Regions from separate parts of the Mus musculus genome. Here region 1 is linked to region 2. Evidence: chromatin contacts called from ENCODE POLR2A ChIA-PET data. All regions are on one chromosome and are shown on one strand. Each heading gives the region's core, a stretch centred on a gene start or an enhancer-like site at or near the end of the contact. The rest is flanking DNA. Distances are from core to core; before and after follow the strand shown. Region 1 holds the start of AU041133 (expressed sequence AU041133). Region 2 overlaps Ankrd24 (ankyrin repeat domain 24).

Region 1 (5,420 bases), core at 1,113-3,612, 480 kb after region 2:
ATTGAACCAGAGACCAGAAATAAACCCACACATCAGGTCAGTCTTCCTGTGGCACCCTAACAACTGGAGCAGGTTCTGTCCCTGAAGCTGTTGCCTATTTGTAGAATTCATTCTCCTATCTGGGCTGCCTTGTCTTCCCTCAGTGGGAAAGGAGTCTAATGCTGCAGAGATTCTCTCCCCTGTTCAGTAATTGACTGGTAAGATTTTATTCAGAAGTCAGGGAATAAATAGTGAGCAGTACTTATGCAACAATGAGGCTGGAGATACTTTGAATAAGGCTTGAAACCAGATATGGGGCCAGAGATATCAGCATTTGAATAATACAGAGATAATCTTCCCACAGGGCACAAAACATTATGTCTTCATTTTCCCCTTCTAGCTAATAAAAGGCTCTTTCTGTTTGGAATCTTTGGATAAAGTATTCTATAATCTATTCTATTTTGGTGAGTTTAAATTCTGTGTTTAAATCATTCTTTACCATAATTGTATAGAGCTTAATACATTTTCCTAAATCCTAAACACTTTAAACGTATATGGGAGACTTTGTCTAGTCTTCAACCCCAATAGACATCCAAGAAGGAATAATTACCTGAGTATGTACAAAGTGTAAGCAAGCAGCTTCCAAAATTAAAGAAATGAGAGAGAAAGCTGACTGCCTGGAACGTTTTATCCTTTCTAGAGTCCAACGATCTCAAAAGTGTTTTGAGAACTCTGATCTTTCAGCTAAGTGATTCTAGGAGCTGTGGGAAGGAGGGAAGTTAAAAGTGATAACATATTTAAATGGAAATCCCCATGACCAAGAGAACAGAATCTCTGGCCTAACATTCCAATGAGAATTGGCCAAGGACCCATACCTATGATGCAAAGGTCTCACCCTAAACCATAATAATGAAATAAATGCAATAATTATTTGTTTTGTACTTGAAGTCTGGCTAAGGATTATTGAATCAACTAACACTAAACAGGTACCCCTCCTCATTGTACTTTCTTGATTCAACACAGAACATAGTGATGACATCTTAAATGAGTTTAAAAGGAACAGCATTTATAGAAGAGACAAAAGGATATATGTTTAACAAATCAAATATGAGTATTTTCCATCAAGTACTATTAATCTTGTTTTTGGATTAAGAAATTCAAATATTTTTAATTTCCCTATCCCGGTAAAACCTTAGTTTCCTCAAAGATCCACTTGTCTCTGGAGCAGCACGTCTTTTCTCTTACTTCTCCATATCCGTTGCAGCAATTCTTTCTAGACTATCCAAATGAATAAGACTGAGGTGAGACTCAAGCCAAAGGGGAAATGATACAGCCACCACCTCTTTAGAATAAAAACCAACAAAGCCTCTGCTTAGGGCAGGAACATAGCTTCTAGATGAAGAGTAACGTTTTCTTTTTCCAGACACTAAAATGGCAATGCTGGTCTCTTCCTTGGCCACCCTGAACTTACTTCTAATATGCCCACATAGAAAACAACTTTAAGAATGATTTAACACCCGTCTCCTGCCATCCAAGACTTTCTTAGAGGTGCTAGTTTTATGTTCTTGCCAAAGGTCAACTTGGCAAGGTCTGTTTTGGTGCTTCAGGAGGTCTTGAAGGAGTCAAGGGAACCTGGCTCTTTGGCCTGAGGGGCCGTGGTTATAAGCTCCAAGGCCACCTGTGCTCAATCTGAGGCATCCTGTATTTTTCTTGTCAGCATTGCTGAATTGGTTTCTGCTGACTGATTCTCCCTCTGCAAACAGTGTATCATACATGCACTTCTTAATAAACTTGTTTGGCATGAGCCATCATCATCTTATACTGATACCTCCCTGGACCAGAATTGGTGGTGTATTGTGCCATAGACCAGGCTGTTTTAAACTACTGATGCCCTGCCTCTACATCACAAGGTTGCATGATAAGGCAGTGCCACCGCAGAAGGCTGGGGCACTGTTATGTTTGTTCAACGACGTGCAGTTGAGAGAGGTGTTTGCAATCCATGGTGTGCCTTGTTGAAATTGCTGATACCTGGTAAATATCCATCCGGTAGTTTAAATCTGACCTGAATGGAAATGGGCTTTCTTTCAGTTGTGAGGCAGGGGGATCAATCCACTACACCTTGTTTAATGATCTGCATATGCTAGAGACCTATATGAAGGAGAAGTTCCCACTAGGTGCAGGGACGACTTTGCAGTCCAGGTGTAAGGCCAATCTGTTCTGTGCCTGGGGTGGAGGATAGGGCTGAGAATGACTGTGCTGCGTCCCTTCACAGCCTCAGTCGCTAAGGGATCTGCTCCTGTCACTCAGGCCTCACCAGCTAATCAGGGCCTCGAGGCGGAACACCAATCGGAATGGAGGCGGGCACTTCCGGTGTGTGGCAGAGGAAGACTCCTCCATCCATGTTGGGCGCAGTGACCCTGCTTCCCGCAGCTGTGAGGAGAGTGGGGCGAGGTCCGAATCCGCGCCATGGTGAGCGGGGCCGCCGTCCCCACGCGGGGAGGAGCAGATCCGCGGGAGCCCGTGTGGGGTTGACTCGGGGTGCGGGAACTGGCGGCGAGACGCGGCGTCGGTGTCATTCCGTTTGTTCCCGAGTTGTGGTCCCGCAGGTGGAAGCGGGACCTCTCATTGACTTAGGTCTCCTGGCTGCGCCTGCGCACCGCATGGGAAGCGGGAGCTGGGCTTATAAACCATTCTGGGCTGGCTGCAGAGCTCGCGCATGCGCGCTGTCATTGTCAAGGGAGGCAGTGGCTGGCTGGCAGACCTCTAGTTTCCCTAGTCTTCCAGAAGTTCTGAACCTGGCACTTGACATTCGGGTGTAGCATCCATCTCAGTTAACTCTGCGCAGTGTAAAGTCTGTGTCATTAACACATTCGCATGTAGATGCCACGGTGGACCAATCACGTGTGTTAGTAAGGCCAGACTCACTGTGTTTCCCTGCATAAGTTGTCAAAATCGACCGAATATTAATTGTGTTTTTGCCCTAAGTGTGCTTGTTCTCTCATGTTCTGTTTGTCTCAAACAGCACAGTCTTTATTGCAGGTGTAGGGTAATTTAGAAGTCAGACGGTGTCACTGTGCTGTTTATTCAGTCTTGTGTGCTCATGTTTTCATTCATGATGACCTTTTGTCATCGGCTTTTTTATAAGTGGTTTTAAGTGCTGAGCCATCTCGCCAGTCTTAAACTTGACAGATTTTCAGAAATTTACATGTGTGTATGCCTATGCACAAGATGAAATCTGAGGGTTAAGAGAATTTAGGTTTGCTTTAGAATCTGTCTTTGGGTGTTAGGAGAAGACTCAGTAGGTATACTGGTCAAATTTGGTGAGCTTGGAACAAGCAATGGATAGGTATTCTTCTGATTAATGATTGATGCAATAGTTCCCATCCCACTGTGTTTGGTGCTGCCGTGGGCAGGTGGTCTTGGGATGCATAAGAAAGCAGTCCTAGGAAGCCATTAGATCGGAGCAGTGCCTTAGTCAAAGTTCTGTTTCTGTGAAGGGATGCCATGACCACAGCATCTCTTATTGACGGAAACCATTTAATTAGGGCTTGCTTATAGTTTTAGAGGTTTGGTCATGGTGGGGAGTATGGTGGGACATTGTCAGACATGGTGCTGGAGAAGTAGCTGAGAGTTCTAAATCCAGATCAGCAGGAAGGAGGAGAGACTGTGAGCCTAGCCCAAGCATTTGAAACTCCAAAGCCCAGCCCCAGTGACACACACTTCTTCCAAGAAGGCCACGCAAACTCCAAAGCAAAAAAAGTCCTCGCCTTGTCAAGTAACACCTCGTTCTAATGACCAAGCATTGAAACCCATGAGCCTGTGGGCACCATTCTTTTCTTTCTTTTGTTTTTTGTTTTTTTGTTTTTTTGAGACAGGGTTTCTCTGTGTAGCCTGGCTGTCCTGGAACTCTGTAGACTAGGCTGGCCTCGAATTCAGAAATTCGACTGCCTCTGCCTCCCGAGTGCTGGGATTAAAGACATGGGCCACCACGCCTGGCTAGTGGGCACCATTCTTATTTGAACGACTAGAGGTTGACAGCATATGTGGGATGTATAAGTCTGCAGTGTGTAGTTATAGAAGTTTGCAAAATCTGTTCACTGGAGCTTGAGACTTGGCATTATAAAGAGATTTTTTATTCACTAATCTCGATGTGTGTGGTGTGATTTCTCATTGGGAAGGCCCATTAATTCCAGAACAGCTTCACCTTCAGGCTTTTTGTAAACATCCTTTACAACAAGCTCTCTTGTGTTGACTCAGGTTGTCTTCTAAGGCCTTGCTGCCTTTCTGAGTCAACCTCCTCATTTCTTGGATTAAAGGTTTCTAACACCACACAGTTCTGAAAACACCCATTTGAACCATGTAGTGGGCTGGCCAGATCAGTAACAAGACAAAGATTTGTGTTTCTCTTTCTTGAAACCAGAATAGAAGGAATAGTTTACTGTGTAAACTGCAGGAGGAAACAGAAACAGATAGTAGCTGGGTTTTAAGCTGGTCTCCATTATAAAGAATGTTCTGATGTTTCAGGTGACTTTTATGCATTAATTCATATGATAGGAATGAAGGCAAACAAATTGGTGGATGTTTAATTTGGGGAGGTTACCTTGGTCCAATGAAATTTCCACTTTTCCAACTCTCTCAGATGGGTAAGTGCAAAGCTAGTTGGCTCTCTTCAGTGTGGTGAGAGGTTTGAGTCACAGGGCATTTGTCTGTGGCTTGTGTAGCAGCATATAGCACTCAGCAAATAACATTTTACACAGGGAAGGTCGTAAACTCTCTTATTAATGGCATTCACTTTACCAGGAATGAACTTGATCTGTTTTAACGTGATCTGTAGTTATTTTATCTCTTTTAAAAGCTAAGTATCAGCATCTGGCATAGAGTGGTGTAGGCATTGCCTCTAGAGACTCGTGCGTTTGAATGCTTGACTATCAGGAGGTGTAGTCTTGTTGGAGTAGGCGTGGCCTTGTTGAAAAAGTCTGTCACTGTGGAGGTGGGCTTCGAGGTCTCCTATATGCACTAGGCTGGCCAGTGTGACACAGGCTTCCTCTTCTGCTCCCTGTGGATCAAGACCAAGAACTCTTAGCTTCTCCAGCAATTTGTGTGCCTGGACGATGCTGTGCTTCCTGCCATAGTGATTATGGACTAAACCTCTGAAACTGTAGCCAGCCCCAATGAAATGTTTTCTTTTATGAGAGTTGCCTTGGTCATGGTGTCTCTTCTCAGCAATAGAAGCACTGACAGCAGCATGAAGACAGAAAGCCAATGGGCCTGGCTTAAGCCCTTGAAACTCAAATCATACCCCTCAATGACCCACTTCCTTTAAGACCACACTTCCTCCAACAAAGCCACACCTTCTAAATTTACCCAAGCAGTGCCTTTCCCTGATGAACAAACATACGGACATATGGGTGCCATTCTCATTTAAACCACCATAGTATTAC
Region 2 (4,844 bases), core at 118-2,617:
GGCTCAGCTCACCAGGCAGAACCAGGAGCTGCTGGAAAAGGTCCAGGTGGGGAAACTGAGGCAGTGGACATCTCTGCAGACCTCGGGGTGGGCAGGGAACATGGTGAGCCCACCTCTTAGCCTGCCTGCCTCCCCACCCCCAGATCCTTGAGGAGTTTGAAAAGGATGAGGCGCAGATGGCAGAAGAAAGTCAGGCCGAGGTCGTCCCCCTGGTCTTGTATGAATCCTTACGGGCAGAGCTTGAGCAGCTTCGGAGGCAATACACAGAGGCCATGCATTCGCAGCAGCAGCAGCAGGAGGGGGAGCCACCCAGGGCTCAAGAAGGAGAAGAGACAGCATACCAGGAAATCAAGGATAAGGGAATCACTATCCAGAATGGACCCAGCGTCCCAGACCTCAACGGCACCACATATGCAGAAACCAAAGCAAATGGAATGGAACTCCAAGCAGGAGGCTCCAAGGGTGTCTGGAATACTGAAGCAGGGGTTTCAGAAGCAGCACCCATAGAACCCGAGGCTGCAGGTTCAGAGGCCACGGGGAAAGACAGACTGGCAGCCAAGGAAATGGACACTAGTGCTACTATGGCTGAGGCCCTAAATGTGAAAGCTCTAGGTGACAATGCCGAAAGTGAGCCAGTGGCTGCCGAAGATACAGGAGGAAAAGAGAATCCAGGAATGAAAGCTGATGAGGTGGATGTGTTGGCACAGGCAGGGCTCACAGGTACAGTGATTAGAAACATGGAGGCCATCGGAGTGCGGGATACAGGAATTCAGGCCACAGGATTAGAGGCTAAGGCAGTGAAGACCACTGGAGTGCAGGCCACAGTGGCGGAGGTCATAGGAGTGAAGGTCACAGGAGTGCAGACCACAGCGATAGAAGCTATAGGAGTCAAGGACACCACCCAGGTGGCCACAGGAGCGCAGGCCGATTGCTGGCAGGCCACGGAGGCAGACTGCACCGGAGCGCAGGACACAGCTATGGAGCCCACGGGGGCACAGGCCACTGTGACAGAGACTACGGAAGCCGAGACCAGCGGCACGGAGGACCCTTGCGCTGCGATCCTGCACCCGGGGGCGGCGGCGGCGGCGCTGCAGGCCGAGCTGGAGACCCGGATCCGCGGTCTGGAGGAGGCGCTACGCAGAAGGGAGCGGGAGGCTGCGGCCGAGTTAGAGGCTGCTCGGGGCCGTTTTGCAGAGGCTGAGGAGGCGGCGCGGGGGCGGAGCCGCGAGCTAGAGGCGCTTCGGGAATTGCTGGCCACGGCCACGGCTACCGGCGAGCGCGCACGCACAGAGGCCGCCGAGTTGCGCCAAGCGCTAGCTGCCTCCGAGGCTCGGGTCGCCGAACTCAGCTCTACCGTGGACGCCGCTCGCGAGGAGCTGGAGCGCATGCGCGGGGCCTCGGTTCCTGCGGACGAGCACGAGCACGCGCTGAGCGCCCTGCGCGACCACGTGACCCGGCTGCAGGCGCAGCTGGCGGACCTGGCGCGCAGGCACGAGAAGACTAGCGCAGAGGTCTTCCAGGTGAGCGCCTGCGCCAGGCTGTCCTTTCAGAGGATTTCCGCGTGGGCCTGGGCGTCTGCGTGAATGTCTATCACATATACGCAGTACTCCGGAGGCCAGAAGAGGGCGTCCGATTTACTGGATGTTGGAGTTACAGACATGAGCCACCGCGTGGGTGTTGGGAACTGAACCCTGGTCTTCTGCAAGAGCAGTGATCTAACCCCCTTTGCTATTTCTCCAGCCCATAGTATTTCTATTTAGTTTTAATTTATTATTTTCTATGTGGTGCACACACATGGCATGGTGGGAAAGTCAGATGGCAGCCTGTGGGACACAGTCCTCTCTTTCTCATGTGGATCCTGAGCACCAACCAAGGCTATTAGGCTTAGCTGCAAGCACCTTTACCCTGAGCCATTCCCGAGCCCCCTGGTCTGTGTGTGTGTGTGTGTGTGTGTGTGTGTGTGTGTGTGTGTGTGTTTTGTTTTGTTTTTATAGCAGAGACTTGTGTGGTTGAGGCTGATTTTGAAAGCCTGATCCTTTAGCGTCTACCTCCCAATTAGAGGGATGATAGGTGTAGCATCAGTAGGACCTGTTTACACAGAGGTGCATGTTGGGCCAGCTCTCTACCCACTGAGTCCCATCTGAGTTGAAAATTTTGTTTTTGCCAACTATATTGTGTGCCCATAGCTTCACAGTGAGGCCCTGTCTCAACAAAACAAAACAAAAAAAGCGAACAAACTTCCTTAGAAGGGATTGTGTGTGTGTGTGAGACAGTTTTCGTTCTTGCTTTGGCCTTGAAGTCACAGTGTAGCTTTGGAACTCCTGATCCTCCTGCCTCAGCTTCCCGAGTATCTGGGTCACAGGCTTGCACCACAAATGAGGCCACCAGGGCACAAAGAGGCCTAACCAGCTGTCCAGGGACAAACAGCCAGTAGCCAGTGGCTCTTGGCAGGACCGGGATGTTACCAGGGTCGGGTGGGAATCAGAACCTTCCTTGAGGTGGAATGGTATCAGTTCAGCATGGAAGGGTGGGAAGAGCCGAAGGATCCAAGCCACTTTGGGGTCTAAATGTCCCGAGAGTCACGCATGGGCTTGGGCCACAGGTGCAGCGTGAGGCATTGTTTATGAAGAGCGAGAGGCACGCAGCCGAGGCCCAGCTGGCCACGGCCGAGCAGCAGCTCCGGGGGCTTCGTACAGAGGCCGAGAGGGCGCGCCAGGCCCAGAGCCGTGCCCAGGAGGCCCTGGACAAAGCCAAGGAGAAGGACAAGAAGGTGGGTTCCCTCCTTGCTCACTGTTGGTGTCCACTAACCCGAGATTACACAAAACTGAAGAACCTCCCAGCCAGCAAGGGCTTGAGAATTTAGCCCATTTCTCACATGTGAAACTGAGTCCCAGAGAAGGAAGAAAGTCTCAGCAGATTCACTTTTGGTGTTGATATGCAATGGTAACCATGGTAACAGATATCCAGCCTGTAACGTGTTCTCTAATTATCCCCATTTGAAGTAATATGCACAGAGAGGTGATACCACTCCGACAAGGTTACATGGCCACGAAATGGGTCATAAGCTGGGATTTGAACCCATTTACATATTTAAAAATGTTTAAAATGACACATATTTATTTATGTTGGACTTGGAGCATGCATGTGTGGTCAGAGGACAACTTGCCTGAATCCATATTGTGCAAGCATGTGGGTCCCAGGGATTAAACTCAGGTAGAGAGACAGGCTTGGCAGCACGTGTCTTTACCCCTGAGCTGTATCATTGGCCCCCAATTGTATCTTTTTGTGTATGCCCCTTGTGTGCATGTGCATGCGTGGAAGTCACAGGTCAATGTTGGGCATCCCATAAAATGAGATAAAAATCCTAAGTTGGCTTTATGGGTTGCTGGGTCTGGCCAGGCAGCCCCAGGCCCTGTTTTTTTTTCCAAGGTGTGCCAACACAGGCCTTAAGATAAGGGGATGCAGGGTGTTTTCTATGAAGAACCAAACCAAAACAAAAAACTGTATTTATTGACCTGGAGGCTCCATAATGTCTGGTCCCTGTTTGCTGTGAACAGACATGGCTGTGTAACAATAAAACTTTATTAATAAGTGTCATATGTGATTTGGAATCCCTTCAGTGGTCACAAAATAGATCTTTCTTTGGATTTCTTTTTCTCCAGATATTTAAAAATATGAGGAACATTTTAAGCCCTGGGCTGTATAAATACAGAGTTTTTTGGAATGTTCTCACAGCATTCGGAATTCTCCTCAAATGAGGGGATTCCTGGACTGTGTTCTGGCAAGCACCAGTGTGGTCAGAGGCTGAGTCAGCTCAGCTCCTGGCTCGAATCAGTGACCCTGTGCCAGGCTGCCCAGGAAAGGTGCCAGAGGTTCCTGGTCCCTGCCTGGCTCGGCATGTTCACTCACAGGGTCCCCTCCCTTTTGCCAGATCACAGACCTGTCCAAAGAAGTCTTTACACTGAAGGAGGCTCTGAAGGTGCAGCAGTCCACCCCAGCCAGCTCCAAGGAGGAGGAGGCTCTGCGCGGCCAGGTGACAGCCCTGCAGCAGCAGATACAGGTACTGGCTCTGTATATGGGGCAGGGGTGATGGGAGCCATAGACAGAGCAATCGGGGTAGAGGTGGGGGTGGCTGGCAGGGTACAGGCTGGGCAGGGGACCTCAGACACTTCCCGAGGCAGTCACTAGCAGCCACTGGACATGGGGTTTTGACTCTGTGGGCGTGTCTCCCTCTAGATGGGCTTCCCTCCCTTTCCATTCCAAGCCCCCTTCTCTCCTTCCCTTCCCTCCTGTTCCCTTCCTCCTTCTCCACCTCTCTTTTGTGGCAGGGTCTCAGGTAGACCAGGCTGACCTCAAATTCACAATGTACACAAGGATGACCTTGTACCTCTGATATCCCCATCTCCCGTGTGTCCACAGGAGGAGGCCCGGGAGCATGGCGCTGTGGTGGCTTTATACCGCACCCATCTCCTGTATGCCATTCAGGTGAGTCCTCTGCCTCCTGACTCCAGTCCAGCTTTATTGATCCCCTGACACTACCTGGGCCTCGGTTTCTCCTTCTGTTCAGAGCCAGCCTCATGGTTTCTGGGAACATCCCTGTGCACTGACTTATTTCTTGGGGGCATTGATACCCTGGGTTTGAATAGACAGATTTGCAAGGGAAAGGGTAGCATCTACCAGAAGCATCAGGGTGTGACTCTGCCTCTGTCATCTCCCACCTCACCAGGGACAGATGGATGAGGATGTACAGTGCATTTTGAGCCAGATTCTGCAGATGCAGCGGCTTCAGGCTCAGGGTCGCTGAGGACACAGCTCAACTGTTCAGTCTCCATCCTTCACCTCTA

Evidence for each region. ChIA-PET counts read pairs that join two places held with the same protein, here RNA polymerase II (POLR2A).
Region 1: POLR2A ChIA-PET joins it to region 2 with 20 read pairs in Patski. The contact joins the promoter of AU041133 here to the enhancer-like site in region 2. POLR2A ChIA-PET finds 5 or more read pairs at or near these places in 2 of 5 experiments (Patski and embryonic stem cell).

The regions. Positions count from the first base shown.
Region 1 is chr10:82,125,651-82,131,070 of GRCm38, forward strand. It overlaps AU041133 (expressed sequence AU041133), which reads left to right and starts at 2,363. Exons shown (of 4, transcript NM_001163064.1): 1 at 2,363-2,448. The coding sequence starts at 2,446.
Region 2 is chr10:81,642,374-81,647,217 of GRCm38, forward strand. Ankrd24 (ankyrin repeat domain 24) reads left to right here. Exons shown (of 20, transcript NM_001374016.1): 16 at 1-46; 17 at 144-1,520; 18 at 3,932-4,060; 19 at 4,420-4,485; 20 at 4,727-4,844. The coding sequence ends at 4,804. Among named protein-coding and RNA genes, the nearest start is that of Gm10778, 4.3 kb to the right of the region's middle. Within about 2 kb of position 1,368, at least 3 of the 3 ENCODE cell types and tissues checked have a DNase peak (open chromatin) inside an H3K27ac peak, as active enhancers do.